3 separate regions of the Homo sapiens genome follow, and regions 2 and 3 are each linked to region 1. A link is a loop called in an ENCODE intact Hi-C map of the cell type or tissue named here. Cell type or tissue: Caco-2. All regions are shown on one strand. Links, peaks and the distances in the headings refer to the core of each region. The heading gives the core; the rest is flanking DNA. Region 1 has its middle 32 kb from the start of ASDURF. Region 2 has its middle 57 kb from the start of WDR75. Region 3 has its middle 65 kb from the start of WDR75.

What was found. A loop is a pair of places that touch in the nucleus more often than their neighbours do. Peaks named below come from ENCODE experiments on the same cell type or tissue, not always from the same donor. Only the 100,000 strongest peaks of a DNase experiment are listed, where the experiment ranks them.
Region 2: a loop joins it to region 1, with 7 times the contacts of the local background. A loop is called at or near these places in 5 of 110 quality-filtered maps.
Region 3: a loop joins it to region 1, with 4 times the contacts of the local background. A loop is called at or near these places in 5 of 110 quality-filtered maps.

The regions. Positions count from the first base shown.
Region 1 is chr2:189,626,842-189,632,324 of GRCh38, reverse strand. No RefSeq gene overlaps it. Among named protein-coding and RNA genes, the nearest start is that of ASDURF, 32 kb to the left of the region's middle. In Caco-2, for the core only: no CTCF peak of the experiment used is centred there; a DNase peak (open chromatin) is centred at 2,961.
Region 2 is chr2:189,495,543-189,501,025 of GRCh38, reverse strand. No RefSeq gene overlaps it. Among named protein-coding and RNA genes, the nearest start is that of WDR75, 57 kb to the right of the region's middle. In Caco-2, for the core only: no CTCF peak of the experiment used is centred there; no DNase peak of the experiment used is centred there.
Region 3 is chr2:189,503,721-189,509,203 of GRCh38, reverse strand. No RefSeq gene overlaps it. Among named protein-coding and RNA genes, the nearest start is that of WDR75, 65 kb to the right of the region's middle. In Caco-2, for the core only: no CTCF peak of the experiment used is centred there; a DNase peak (open chromatin) is centred at 2,383.

The sequences.
Region 1 (5,483 bases), core at 260-5,259:
CTAGGAGGTGGAGGGTGGAGGTTGCAGTGAGCCAAGATTGTGCCATTGCACTACAGCCTGGCGACAGAACAAGACCCAGTATCAAAAAAAAAAAAAGAGTTATATAATAAATCCTATAATGAATAAGTCCTTGTGCTACATGTTAGGGGCAAACAGAGCCATAAAAAAAATCTTAAGGCGCCTATAATTTACTAGGGAAGAACGCCTGGTATGTCATAAAAGTCTGTACGTAGTGAGGAGGCATCAGACAGAGGAGAGGATGATTAATCCTGTCTGAGAGTAAGGGAGTCTGGGAAGGCTCCACGAAACTTTGATGGTGTTTGCCAGCTGGACAAAGGCTGGATGATGCCACCTTGATGGTATCCTTGTTCTAGGAACAGAAAGTCTACTCTTACCTAGGAAGAGTTGCCCTTCATGTTTTGTTTTCAGAAAGTATCACTTCAATCTAAACATTTAGACTATGTGGATACACTTAAAGGTCCATTCAGATCTTTATCAAATGTAAGTTTTTAATTGAGGAATTTCCTGACCATCCCTTGTTTCATTTTCTCTATTTTACTTTTATCACCACATATAACAGACTATGCTGTATATTTTATTATTTTATCTTCCCCCTCTCAAATGTAAGCTGCATGTGTCAGGAATTTATGTCTATTTTGTCTATTGTTATATCCTTAGTGCCTGCTACAGGGCCTGGTGTGGTAGATTTCAGTAAATGATTGTTAAATAAATGAATATAATTTTATTACTAGTTATGTTGGATTTAACTAGAATTCAGCTAAATTCACCATAGCATTACATGTTAAAGAATTCTTTTTTGTTTTTACCAGGTAGGTAAATACTCTCGAAAATGGCTTCATCTTATTCAGTTTTATTCCATATTTCTCAAAAGAGGAGAGTTATTTCATTTTTTTTTTTTTTGCTGCCTGGATTCATACTTAAATTCAAAGTTCATGGGTAATTTTATGACTGCCTGACTAATGTAGTACAATTGTTTAGATTGAAGCAGAATTTATAGATACGTTCAGTATCTATAAATTCTCAATCCCAATAACAAGATTTTACTTTTGAAAGGTCAAAATGTATTGAATCACTTTGAGAACATAACTCAGGTTAATGTGTATTTATTTTACCTCTGTGGAAATGCTTAATATGTTTCTGTTCCTTTTTCCCTCCTTCCGTTCTTCCTTCTTTCCACCTTTCCTCCCTTCCTTCTTTTCTTTCTCCCTCCTTCCTTTTGTTTTTCCTCCCTCCCTTTTCCTTCTTTCACTATATTGTGATAGAATAGTGTTTAAATTAGTGATTCAAAGCAGCATAAATTTATTCTTGATATAAAGGGGGATGAATTAAAACCAAATTGACTTTGCCATCTGTATGTTGCTTTAAATTGAGAACATATATTTGGTAATAGTGAGGGAAGGTGTTGGTGCTGATCCAGTCACCTGTGGTCAGGGAGGGGGCGTCACATGTTTCCTGGGATTCATCTTTCCTAAAGGGAAAAGGTGCTAGCAAGTGTGTGTTGATAGGAGGGTGAGTGGGGAGAGAATGGAAAGGCACCAGATATACAGACACTCCTGAAGTGCCTACTGTAGTAACTGCTGAGCTCAAACAGTGAAGGAGCATGTTTGTCTTCTAAGAGCATTAAAAACATTTTTTAAAAATCATCAGGATAAACAGCCAACCTTTTTCTGTTCATTCTGAAGGTGATATTCTGTTCATCCAGTCTTTTCACTGTTTCTCAGTGTTTATGTTTAGCCTATGTAACATAATCCTTTTTTTTTTTTTTTTTTTTTTTGGGAGACAGAGTCTCACTCTGCCATCCATGCTCAAGGGCAGTGGTGTGATCTTGGGTCACTGCAACCTCTGCCTCCTAGGTTGGATCAATTCTTGGGCCTCAGCCTCCTGAGTAGCCAGGACTACAAGCGTGTACCACCATGCCCAGCTAATTTTTTGTATTTTAGTAGAGATGGGGTTTCTCCATGTTGCCCAGTCTGGTCTAGAACTCCTGACCTCAGGCAATCCACCCACCTCGGCCTCCCAAGGAATTGCAGGTGGAACCTACCATGCCCGACCTATATGACGTAATCCTATTAATGAAAACTGAATTTCAGAATTTTCTGTTTTCTTTTTTTGGCTAAGATCCCAGCTTGGAAAAAGAAAGATTATATATATATATATATTTCGGCTTGATGTCCAAGAAAAAGTCTAGATTGAAATCAAGAAGTTGTTTGTATTATTTTTTTTCTCTTGAAGATGAGCCAACTTGTCAAATGTTTTACATCATGAGAACCACAGTCAGATAGCTTCCTGCTGTCTTAGAATAAGAGTGCGTTTTGGAATGCTGTTTTATTCTGTTTGTTTTCATTCTCCCTTTTCTACTTCCGTCTGTTCTTCCCTGCCCCCAGCCCTTGATGTTGTTTAGCAGCGTATGCTTCCTGTTAGTGTTTTGATTCCTTTTCAGGTTTCAATTACAAAAACAAAATAACTCAAACAATAGGAATAACATAGATGATTCTCTGGAATGAAAATTGAGCTCTCCCTAGCTAACAGGGAGATAGATTCAAATGACCACATGTTTTTGTAGTTCTCCAGATTTCTGTTGGAGACACAGTCTGTGTATCACTACCCATCCAGAAGGCATGTCTTGCGTTAGCATGGAAGACCACTTTTAATCCAGCGTGCCTTCCCAATTCCTGTGTAGAATGAAGATATGAGACTGATGCAGTGCTTCCTGTAGAGCCATACACATATTATTCATTCATCCCACAAGTAAATGTTAGCTTCTTTATTTTAAACTAGGTACTGGGAATATAATAGTGAACAACACAGACAGCTGTCTTTGCCTCAGGTAGCGCATGATGTAGTTAGGCAGAGAACTGAACAGAAAATTACCTTCTGAAGCAATAAATACTGTGACATGGGAAGTGCAATTTGCTGTGAGAGCACATAGGAGGAGCCTCAAACCAGAGAAAGGGTGAGGTGAACAGAGAGAGGTCAGGGCAAGCTTCGGAAGACTTAAGATGAGACTGGAAGGGATACAAATTAGCTAAGCAAAGGATGAAAGAGTGGATATAAAAGAAAGGGAAGATAAAAGTATTTACTCATAATCGCCGTAACCAGTCTTCAATGAAATTTCTGAGTTTTGGAGATATTTACTGATGAGCTACCTTTATGTTGGACTGCCGGCTATCCTCAGCATCAAAGCTGGATGAACAGCAAGTACTGCTGTACCGAAATGGACATGTTAAAGGCTGACTAATTTCTACGTGGGCAAGTCACGTCTTCTACCTTTGGTCATGAATGGTTCCTTCCAGAGCTTCAGTATGCTTTTTCAGGAATCCTCAAGCCTAGCATGATGGTGCACGCCCTTCCATGAAGGCCTATGGCACCTTGGCCAGACCTCTGGGAGCACATGAAAATGAGCTCAGCCATGTCCATAATCCAGGAATTTTCTCCCTTTATTTAAGTGAGTAATGCCTATTTATATATTTAAAAGTTGAGAATAAAGACACACAAAAAGAAGAAATTAAAAATCAATCACCATCCTACTCCCCCAAGCTAAAGTCTGTTAACTTCTTGGTGTACTTATTTGTTTTTTTTTTTTCTATGTGCTTTAGTTTTGGTGTTTGTTTTTTCATTAAAAATTCATACATGCCTATTTTTTAAAATGTGGAAAATACAGTAGAAAGAAAAATTTGATGAGAGTTCCACAACTCAAAGAAAACCAATTTTGATATTTTTCTTTTCCATCTTTATTTGAGGTACAGGCAGTGTTTTCTTTTTTTCATTTAGTTTTTGCTTTGTTGAATTGCTATTTACTTGTACTTCTGAGCTTTGCATCTAAAGTGGAAACTTTTTTATAGTAGCCTTGTTGAAATATAATTCACATACCATAAAATTTACCCTTTAAAGTGTATAAATTAATCAAGTTAATATATTGAAAGAGTTGTACAGCAATCAGCAAATATAATTCTAGAACATTTCCATCGCCTCAACACAAAACCCCACACCCATTAGCAGCATTAGTAGTCATTCCCTGTTTTCTCCCAAGGCAGCCACTAATCTATTTTATGTCTCTGTGGATTTGCCTATTCTCGACATTTCATAGAAATAGAATCACATGATATGTAGGCTTTTGTTACTGACTTTTTTCACTTAGTGTAATGTTTTCAAGACTCACCCATGTTGTAGCATGTATCAGTACTCATTTCTTTTTATTGCCAAATAATATTCTATTGTATGGGTATGCCTTACTTTACATACCCATTTATAAGTTGATGAACTTGTAAATATCCATTTATAAGTATACATATCCATTTATAAGTTGATGAACACTTTATTGTTTCTGCTGTTTGCCTATTATGAGTAATGCTGCCGTGAAGACTCATGTACAAGTTTTATGTGGACATTTGTTGAAGAGGAACATTTTAAAGGAAATTTCTTTAGAGGGTTATTCTGATGATGGCAGATGAAATGTTAAAATGTGATTGTTTGGAGCCTCAGCTAGATGCTTCTATTTTCTTTCATAATAAATAAAAGAATGTAAAACATTCTTATAACATTAAAACACCAACCTCCCAAAATATGTAGGCCACAGCCACTCCATCCCCAAGCTCCAGCCCATTCGTGCATTTTTAAATTTTTATTTATTTTATTATTATTATTTTTGAGATGGATGATCACTCTTGTTGCCCAGGCTGGAGTACAATGGCACAATCTCAACTCACTGCAACCTCCGCCTCCCGGGTTCAAGCAATTCTCCTGCCTCAACCTCTGAAGTAGCTGGGGTTACAGGTGTCCGCCACCACACCCAGCCAATTTTTGTATTTTTAGTAGAGACAGGGTTTCATCATGTTGGCCAGGCTGGTCTCAAACTCCTGACCTCAGGTGATCCACCTGCCTTGGCCTCCCAAAGTGCTGGGATTACAGGCGTGAGCCACTGCACCTAGCCCTTCATGCATTTTTTATTAGCCCTCTATTAGGTGTGGGGTATAGAGCTTAGTATCCTATGACTCCAGGGAGCCCATTCACATTGTATTCGATATCAGAGTCATCTATATGAAGTGAAAAATGACCCGTGGAATTAAGCAACACGGTGAGCCCTAGGTCTAGGCACAAAATTTGCTTCAACATTTTATTTTACATGAGAAAGAGCTCCTCATCTCTCCCACTGGTATGCAGTGAATGAGTTTTGTCCTCCTTTTTTTTTTTTTTTTTTAAGATGGCATCTCGCTCTGTGTGGCCAGGCTGCAGTGAAGAGGCTGGATGTTGGCTCACTGCAATCTCCGCCTCCCGGGTTCAAGCGATTCTCCCGACTCAGCTCAGCCTCCCGAGTAGCTGGGATTACAAGCGTGTGCCACCACACCCAGCTAATTCTCGTATTTTTAGTAGAGACAGGGTTTCACCATGTTGGCCAGGCTGGTCTTGATCTTCCGACCTCGTGATCCGCCCGCCTTTGCCTCCCAAAGTGCTGGGATTACAGG
Region 2 (5,483 bases), core at 209-5,208, 130 kb after region 1:
ATTTAATCTTATGTAAAGCAGCCACCAGGAAACATTTGCTATTTATTCCATAATCTATCCTCCCTATTTCCCCATCACTCCGTATTTTATTCATATGGCAAGGGTCATCTGAGAGTGAAAACACTGGCAGCAATATTTAACTTCTCAGCATGAGAATATTTGTCTTTGTGCATGAATACTCCCGCTTATTAGCAGTCGCGGTAATGCTTTGGGAAAAAAAATTGTTATTGAACCATTATTCACACAATAAATCTCTCAGTCTTGTCCTTAAAATAAGATGTGATTGATTCACTGACCAGACATTAGCATATGTTTTCCCATTCATAATGATGGATTTTCACAGATCCAGTCACACTTGTTTGCTTCATTGCTTTGATCTTACAAGCAATTTGAGAGAAAGGTGGTATGGGTTAGGAATGTAAGTTGCACCTGGAGTCTTTAATTTTGTCCAGGTATGTTCTTGTTTATGGGGTAATGAAACTGGTAAAACAGCAGATACATCCTTGTTGCTTTTATATATAATATAATCATTTGCAAATGAACTAGAACCAACCACACCTGACTGAGCTCGGGGAACTGACCACACTCCTCACCAAGGGCACCCAGATTACCTTTATTATCTTGTTCCTTCTTAAATTTCTCCTCATACTGTTTTACTTCCACCTTGAGAATACTGTGCAAGACTTACGGAAGTCTTCAAAGTTTCTTCTTTCTGTTGCCTGAATTCTTGCTACATATCTGCGGCTACCTTCCAGTAAAAGGAAACCGTTGGGATGGCTGTGCTTTGTAGGATGACTTACTTTGGCTCAGCTCATTTAATTACTAAAGTAAATATCTTCTGAACTGACTGATCCACTTTGATTTTGTCACATTTTCATTATTTAATTAGCTTGAAATGCACTACACACCATTTATCAAAATAATAGATAAACAAGGTAAAACAAGTTTTACCTTGTTTTGTGTGCAAGAGTTCACCTGAGGACCAGGAGTACTTCAGATATGGTGAGTGGACATTGAGATGGATGCCCAGCCATCATTTTTTACTCTACAGTCAACTGTCATGCGTTCTACTGAAGTAAGATAAATTTTTTTGCTGGTGTCTCACATCAGGAGCACATCAGAATATTCCAATGCATTTCTACTCAATGCCTATCCAAGATGTGGAGGTATAATTGGAAAGGGTCATCAGCATGATGGCTCAGGTAAATTACAGATTAAGTAGTTTTAGTTTTCACTGAAGCCCAACCACCATTTTCTAATCTGACACAGGAACACATTTTTCTCATTGAAACAATCAGCTTAACACTCAACCTAATACTTTTAAGTCAGGAAATAAACATAAGTGTATAACAGAGAGGCAAGGGAAGATCAAAACAAACCCAAGGCTGGGCCTAGTAGTGCATGCCTGGAATCCCAGCATTTGGGAGGCCAAGGCAGGAGGATTGCTTGAGGCCAGGAGTTTGAGACCAGCCTGGGCAACAGAACAAGACCTTATCTCTATAATAAACAAATGAAATAAACCAAATACATGAATATAATTTTTATTTTGTATACAAATAAAGTTATTTGGGAGATTGGGGTGAGGAAATGTGTTTATGGATTTGCAGAGTTGACCATGGTGAAGTGATTTCAGGTAAGCTTTGACGGGAAAACAATAAGGAGAATCTTTTGAGGGAAGGTGACTCAGCAGTAACTTGACAAGACTGGAAGACTAATAAATGAAGGATCACTTTCTAATTCTGCAGTGTCCAAGGCCTGGGTTCAAACTTGAAAAAAGAAAAATTATTTTCCTGCCCTTGGACTCATTTTCCTCATCTGTTAACTGATAGGATTCCATTAATCAGTGGTTTGGACAATTAAACAAAATGCCACAGGCAATGCTGATATGATTACCTACTGATACCCATGTACCTGGATGATCTCTAAGGTCTCTTCCAGTTCCATAATCTGAATTTTCTTTTAAAAGACATTATTCTACTTATTACTTTTGTGTAAGTAGTGTAAGAAACTAGGGAGAGGCAAACCAGGGAACTATGAAGATTTAGTCATTTACTCTGGTTTTTATATCAGAAAAGCTGCTTCAGGAAGTTGGGTAGCAATAGACAAACTATTCACTCACAGTCCTCTATTGGCACAAAAACCATTCTAGCCATTTTTTTGTTTGGTTGGTTTTTTGGTTTTTGTTTTTGTTTTTGTTTTAGACAACCTATTCACTCACAGTCCTCTGTTGGTGCAAAAACTATTCTAGCCGTTTGTTTGTTTTTGAGACGGAGTTTCGCTCTTGTTGCCCAGGCTGGAGTGCAGTGGCACCATCTGCGCTCACTGCAACCTCCGCTCCCAGGTTCAAGCCATTCTCCTGCCTCAGCCTCCTGAGTAGCTGGGATTACAGGCATGCACCACCACCCCCGGCTAATTTTGTATTTTTGGTAGAGATGGGGTTTCACCATGTTGGTCAGGCTGGTCTCAAACTCCCGACCTCAGGCGATCCGCCTGCCTCAGCCTCCCAAAGTGCTGGGATTATAGGCATGAGCCACTGCGCCCAGCCTCTAGCCCATTTTATTCTCAAATCTTGGCTACTGGAACAAATATATTAGGATTGAACCACAGCACCCTCTAGCCTGCATGTCTGCACAGCCAGAGGCTGGGCTCTAGGATTCTGTAACCGCTGGACTTTGTTAGTTGGAAATTTTTTTCATACAATATGTTTTCTTATCATTTGTTTATGTAATTTATAGACTTCAAAAGTGTTACTCCCTCTTCAAGTTAAAGGAAACTGTTACTTGTTTTAGGGAAATGAATAACACCACACCCCTCCTCTACTCCACTTATCTAACATTCCTTGACAGTTTTAATTTTTAAAAACTGCCTTTCAGATACTTTATCCCTACTAAGAAAAGAGATTTATGGCAAAATACCCTGGTATACATGGCAGAATCATGAGTATATTATGATCATATGTTTTAAAAAGTATATGCATCTAATATTGAATAGAACCACATTATATTTTCTTAAACTGTGTTTGATCTGTAAAATGGCTTTTCTGCATGGTTCACCCTAATAACTAAAAGGATAAATGAGAAACTAGGGAGAGGTGAACTGGGGAACTAGAAGACATATGACAGGCAGACAATTACTTCCACATATTCTTCAAAATCCAAGAACATTTTAACCATATGCATCTATTACCTATTCAAAAGTTAATATAAAACATTTTAAGAGGAGATAAAATAAAAATATATGGTCATAAATTTTACTAGATTGACTTTCTCCTCTTTCCACATTTTTCTCCATTCTTTTCTTCACTTTTCAGCGGAGTTATTCAGTAAACATACTGATAATCTATTATTTCCAACCTTCTGGTAAATGGTTTTTAGAAATGTAACCCAAAGAAACATATCATCCAAGTACAGAAATCTCTGTAAGAGTTTTTATTGTACCATTATTTTAGAGTAGTGAAGAATTTAAAACATAGATGGGAGATAGTATAAATAAAATATAATGCATTAGTTTATTAGAATACTATGTAGGCATTAAAATTATGATGTAATCGATTTTATTGGCATGGAAATATGTTTATAATCTCTTATATATCTAATTTTTTTTTTTTTGAGATGGAGTTTTGTTCTTGCTGCCCAGGCTGGAGTGCAATGGTGCAATCTCAGCTCACTGCAACCTCTGCCTTTTGGGTTCAAGTGATCCTCCTGCCTCAGCCTCCCAAGTAGCTGGGATTACAGGTGCCTGCCACACACCTGGCTAATTTTTGTATTTTGGTAGAGATGGGGTTTCACCATGTTGGTCAGGCTGGTCTCAAATTCCTAACCTCAGGTGATCCACCCACCTCAGCCTCCCAAAGTGCTGGGATTACAGGCGTGAGCCACCATGGCTGGCTGATATATCCAATTTTTATAATATATTAAATACTATTTTATAAATATACTTAAAAATAAATTCTCAGCTTACTTTGATTTTTTACTTTTGCTTTGAAAATTTTTTTCTTTTTTCAATGGAAGGACTCCTTTGGAGGAAGAGAGATCTCTGCAAGTGATTTGAGTTGAGTTTTTAATGAGACACTGAGGTTCTTGCTAATGAACATTAAAGGATATTACAAGAGAAACTGGAGAAGTGTATAGGGCAAAAAAGAGCAGACAAAGGAAGCCAGGGGCTAGGAAAGGAAGGCAAAATTTGCAGCCTGGACACCAGGAGTTTCCATATAGAAAATGTCACCCAGAAGAGGGCCCCTCTCCAGAAGGTGGAAGGCCAGTAGGTCTAAGAAAGGACTGCTGTGAGTACTCAGAGCCACATTGGACCAGAGACCTTGCCAGTCAGGCAACTATCCACACTTCCTAAGACAGAGTATTTCACATGGCTCACCTCCAGGGACTGTGCCTTCAATCTGCTCTCTAGAGGAACTGTCTTCTATCTGAACCACAGACTTGCCAGCTGATCATCCATCATGACAATGCCCAGCCCAATGCCACAAGCATTTTCTTTCTGCCACCACAGGGTTTCTCACCTTAGACATCTTCTTACGATGTCCTTAGAACATCTATTAGCCTTAAGGAACCTATTGGTGTGGCAGTGGCAAGAAAGAGATGGGACTGACAAACTACAAATGCTTGGGAATCCTAAACTGAAGAAATGGGGACCGGACTCCACTGTTCTGTCTGAAAACATAGGAAAAGGTCTGGGAAGAAATGCATCACATTAGTATAGGATATTTTGGCCTTTCTGTGGGACAATTTTTTCACAATATTTTTGTACAAGATTGTTTTGATTTTGTTTCTAAATATCGGCACTTTCATGTTTGTTTATAGCTTTGATGGATATTTGCAGTTAAAATATTACTTTCCATTTTTGTTTTTATTTTACTGAAAATATTTTCTCTGAGAGACAGCTTTTCTGTGTAAATTTTACAATTAAGATTTTTGTTGATGATGGCACCTCATATTTGACCTTTATTTGGGTGCATTATGTTAGTTCATTCTCACATTGCTATAAAGAACTGCTTGAGATTGGGTAATTTATAAAGGAAGGTGTTTTAATCAACTCACAGTTCCTCAGGGCTGCAGAGGCCTTAGAAAACTTACAACCATGGTGGAAGGGGAAGGAAAGGAAAAGTGCAGAGTGAAGCGGGGAAAAGCCCCTTATAAAACCATCAGATCTCTTGAGAACTCACTATCATAAGAACAGCATAGATGGACCACCCCCATAATCTAGTCACCTCCCATGGGGTCCCTCCTCCAACCTGTGGGCATTACAATTCGAATTATAATTAATGATGAGATTTGGGTGGGGACACAGAGCAAGACCCTATCATTCTGCCCTTGGCCCCTCTCAAATCTTATCTTGCTCGTATTTCAAAACACAATTATGCCTTCCCAACAGTTCCCCAAAGTCTTATTTCAGCATTAAACCAAAAGTCCAAGTCCAGTTCCCAACAAGTTTCCCATCTCCATCTGAGACCACCTCAGCCTGGACTTTGT
Region 3 (5,483 bases), core at 300-5,299, 120 kb after region 1:
ACAAGTCTCTTGGAAATTCCAAACTTTCCCACATTTTCCTATCTTCTTCCAAGCCCTCCAAACTGTTCCAACCTCTCCCTGTTACCCAGTTACAAAGTTGCTTCCACATTTTCAGGTATCTTTTCAGTAACATCCCCCATCTGGTACCGATCTACTGTATTAGTCCGTTTTCATGCTGCTGATAAAGACATACTCAAGACTGTGCAATTTACAAAAGAAAGAGGTTTAATTGGACTCACAGTTCCATGTGGCTGAGGAGGCCTCACAATCATGGTAGAAGGCAAAGAGGAGCAAGTCATGTCTTATGTGGTTGGTGGCAAGCAAAGGGAGAGCTTGTGTAGGCAAAGTCCCATTTTTTTAAAGCCATCAGATGTCATGAGACTTATTCACTATCATGAGAACAGCACAGGAAAGACCAACCCCATGATTCAATTATCTCCCACTGGATCCCTCCCCATAACATGTGGGAATTATGGAAGCTACAAGATGAGATTTGGGTGGGGACTCAGAGCCAAACCATATCAACTACTGTCAAGATACTGAACAATTCTGTCATCACAAGGATCCCCCTTGTTGCCTTTTTGTAACCACACTCACTTCGCTCTATATATAGACCTTTCATCTGTCCATTTATAAAATCGTCATTTCAAAAAATCACAGTAATTGAATCATATAGTATATAATCTTTCAGATTGGCTTTTTTCATTCAGCACAATTATCTGAATATCCAAGTTGTATCAATAGTTTGTTTCTTTTTATTGCTGGGTAGTATTCCATGGTATGGATGTACCACCATTTGTTTAATCAGTCATCCGTTGAAAGACATCTGGTCTGTTTCAGGTTTTTGGCTATTACAAATAAGGATTGCTATGAACATTCATGTACAGGTTTTGGTATGAACATATGTTTTAATTTCTCTAGGATAAATGCCCAAGAGTGCAATTGCAGGGTTGAATATTAATTGCACGTTAAAATGTATAAGAAACTGCCAAGCTGTTTTCTAGTAAAGTGACCTTCCCACCAGCAAAGTATATGTGATCTAGTTTTTGAACATCCTCATTAACACTTGGTGTTGTCATTATTTTAATTTTAGCCATTCTGTTAGGTATGTAGTGTTATTTCATTTTTAAAAATTTTTTTTGGAGACAGGGGTCTCACTGTCACTTAGGCTGGAATGCAGTGTCACAATCTCAGCTCACTGAAACCTCCGCCTCCAAGGCTCAAGCGATCCTCCTGCTTCAGCCTCCTAAGTAGCTGGATGACAGGCGTGCACTACCACACCTGGCTAATTTTTGTATTTTTTGTAGAGACAGAGTTTTGCCATGTTGCCCAGACTGGTCTCACATGCCTGGACTCAAGTGATCTGCCTGCCTCAGCCTCCCAAAGTTGGGATTACGGGCATGAGCCACTGCATATGATCTCCATTGTGGTTTTAATTTGCATTTCTCTAATGGTTGATGATGTTCAGTATCTTTTCTTCTGCTTACTTGCCATCCATTTATCCTCTTCAGAAAAATATCTGTTCACGTCTTTTGTCCTGGTTTGTATTGTATTTTATTGATTTATTTATACTAGACAGGGGTCTCACTCTGTTCCCAGGCTGGAGTGCAATGGTGCAATCATAGCTCACTGCAGCCTCGACCTCCTGGGCTCAAAGGATCCTCCTTCAGCCTCCCAAGTAGCTGGAATTACAGGGGCTGGATTATAGGCACACATTACCATGCCTGTTTTTGTTGTTGTTGTTGTTTGTTTTTTGTTTTTTGTTTTTTTTTTGGTAGAGACAGGGTTTTGCCATGTTGCCCAGGCTGGTCTCCAACTCCTGTGCTCAAGTGATCCTCCCACCTTGGCCTCCTAGAATGCTGGTATTATAGGCATGAGCCACCGTGCCCAGCCTTTATTTTACAATGTACAATTTTCTGACTTAAGTTATGGATTTTTTCCAAATTGGAAAATATATTAATACCATGTACAAGTTATTTGTCTTGTTTCCTTTCAAAGACAGAAGCCAACACATTCCCCACAGATATAGCCTTCATGTTTGTACTCTAGATTCACTTGAGAGCTCAGCAGCCCAGGAGTAGGGAAATGGCTTCCAGAATACTCTTTAATTTTTTTTTAATTTCATAAAGTATTTGGGATCCTTAGGGATTCTCATTATTTTCATTAACTAGCTAATAAATTAGGTCAGTAATGGAAAATAAATTTACGTTTAGAAAATACATCAGAGTTGCAGAATATACTATACTCCCTACAACAGGTCTGTTCAGCTAGAAGAAACCTCGCAGAAAAGGCCGCAGAGTCTAAGAAGGTGTTGAACCTATGTTTGTAAGCTGGGATCAGCAGGACCTGCAAGACAAGCTCCAATTGTTAACTTCTGACATGCGATTTCTTATCAGTGAGTCATAGTGGAAAGCTGTCAGAGTGACAAGAAGGTCTGCAATCTCATTTTGGTTAACACAGCACAGACTAGCATAACACCAAGGGCTAGAGGCTTGAGGAAGTCTCCCCTCAGTAAGAGAAAGACTGAATCATGGTGACTGAGACAGAGCAAGTAGTGGGGCCCCAAGGGCCCTTACCTGACTAGGTAAGGGGAAAGTTTCCAAGTCATTGAAGACAGAGATGGGTGAGATGGACCCACAAGAGGTGTTAGGAAGCAACAGGACATGGCTGTGCATAGTTGTGAGGAAAGAAGTCTTTGAATGAGAGGGAAGCTCCAGACTTATGTGAAGAAATGTTGCGTCTTTTTTTGTTCTTCCACAACCATACCATTGAAAGCAGCTTTTAGAAACCATAAGCCCTGGTGTGGGGCTTGTTGGTAGTGAGTGAATGAATAACTCACTCATCTTTTAAATTTAATAGTCTATATATATATTCATCTAATCTCCATCCTCCTCCTCAAATACTCTCTAAGGCTATAGTCTAAATAGGACCAACTTTACCCCAAGTAGAAGGGAGAAAGACATTCTAGACCAATAAACTAAGTGACCTGGCTCTTATAATTTGAGGGGTGAATAAAATGTCCCAAATAGTTCCCCACTAGTTTTCTTCTCAGCTGTTATGATCTTTTACTTCTAATTTTCACAACCAATTTTTAAAAACAAGTTGATCCCATTTCCTTAATCCCTGTCAGTCTTTATCTGGCTCTTGTCCCCATCTGTCCCCTGACATAGTTCTTGCTAATGACCTCCACTCACTAAATGCAATGAGCATTTTTCTTCAGTCATGGTCTTATTTGACCACTCAGTAGCATTTTTTTTTCCTGACTCCAAACAAACCCTCTAAAGGTCCCTCTTGCTTTCTTACCACTTCCTTTCAGTCTTATCTTTCTCTACTGAGACCTTAAATTTGAAGGCCCTGAAGACTTATCCCTAAACTCTTGTAATCTATGTCCATAGATACGGGATATCACTCCTACTTCTTTTGACACTATCACATTCTTCATCAAATTAAACTTATCATACTAATCAAACTTCCTGTTATTCACTCCTGCTCCCCATCCCCCAATCCATTGTCCACAGTGTTACTTAAATCAAGTAATCTTATCTTTTTTCTCCCTTAAATCCTATAATGAAGACCCATTTCTCTTAGATAAAGACGGCCCCTGCTGGCCTCTGCTGCAGCCACCAGGCTTGGGCTCCAACAACACATTCACCTTCCAGGTCCTTTTGTCTCAAGGCCTTTTAGAAGGCATTTCCCCCTGCCTGGAATATTTCTGCTCCTCTCCCCAAATCTAGTTGTTGTCTAATCATTCTTTATATTTTAGTTCAAATGTGACTTCCTCTGGAAACCACAGTGACAACATCAAAAAATAGATTAAGTCCAACTCTCACACTATTCAGAACTTCTGAACTCTGTCTTTAAAGGCTTTTTCCTGTTTTTAGGTATCTGAGTGGTTATTTGATAAATGTGTGTCTCCTGTACTAGACGCTAAGCTCCAGAAGGGCAGGTGCCTTGGCTTTTTGTGCTCACTATATCTCCAGAACCCAGCACAGAGAGTGAGTGAGGAAGCCAACTAATAACAAGAAGCCTGAACTTTGTCTCCTCAGCCTGCAGGTGTCCATGGAGTGCGTCTTCCACAGCCAGAGGGCACGGGGTCCTGGAGTGGGTCCACCAGCCTTGGGAGCAAGCATGGCTTGTGAGGGCTTCATACTTAATTGTGCCAAGTTCAGTTTCTGGTGCTCTTCTTTTCTGATTATTATTATTATTATATTATTATTTTTTGACACCAAGTCTCACTCTGTTGCTCAGGCTGGAGTGCAGTGGCACGATCTCGGCTCGCTTCAACGTCTGCCCCCCGGGTTCAAGAGATTCTCGTGCCTCAACCTCCCGATTAGCTGGGACTACAGGCGTCAGCCACCACGCCCAGCTAATTTTTGTATTTTTAGTAGAGACGGGGTCTTGCCATGTTGGCCAGGCTGGTCTTGAACTCCTGACCTGAGGCAATCCAACTGCCTCGGCCTCCCAAAGTGCTGGGATTACAGGCGTGAGCCAACACGCCCAGCCTTCTTTTCCGATTATTTAAATAATCCCTAAAACCTGTACAGCCAGATTTTAGTATTAAAATGTCGTTAAGTAACATTCATAGATAATTTTATAATTTACAAAGCATATACATTTCCATTATGTAATTTGAATCCCCAAACACTCTCTGAAGTAATCTATTTTTCTTTAATTGACAGCTGTGGAAAATGAGGCTTAGAAGGATTAAGTGACTAACCCGACGTCTCCTAGCTAATAAGGGACTGAGCAGGGCCTTCATCCCAGGTGTTGCAACACCAAGTTTTGTCTTTCCACGGCCAATAATTGCTCTTCACTTGGTTAAAAATACCCCTAGAAAAATACAGCTTCTCATCAAAGCTACTTATGCAGCGTGTGTCATGGCATTATATATAGGTCTTCTAATTTTAGGGGTGCCTCCATCTGCATTAGCTTTTTTTTTATATATATAATGGAGGTGAGATGGTTGATTTATACAGTTATCTTTGTGAAATGACCATATATCTTTTTTGTTTTAATTAAAGTTCAGGGGAATTGTTAACCAGGTTTAAAAAACAATAGGGAAATCCTCAAATTGATGGAAAGATGGCTAATACCTATTATTTCAATCATTACTTTTTAAGTATACCAAGTCATATATTATTTCAGGTAATAATCCAAAATATAAACCAATTATTTAGTTGAGAAGTCTTTATAACAGCTGATTAGGCATTCTGAACTGGGTAAAACTTTGTTTTCCAGTATAAAGAAAAGAAGAACATATGTCAATCATTCAGGTTTACAGTTGCAGCTTGGTCTTTTATGGCTGGTCATTTAGTTGCACAAAAACCATCTTGTTTGGTTGTCTATTTCAGAATTCAAGGTTTGAATTCAACTAATCTGAATAGCAGATTAGTTGCCTCAGAGGAACTAAGAAAAATAATTGCAGCACAGAAAATGAGTCTCTTTGATTTGTGCCTACTTTGATTTTTTTCAAGAATGTCTTC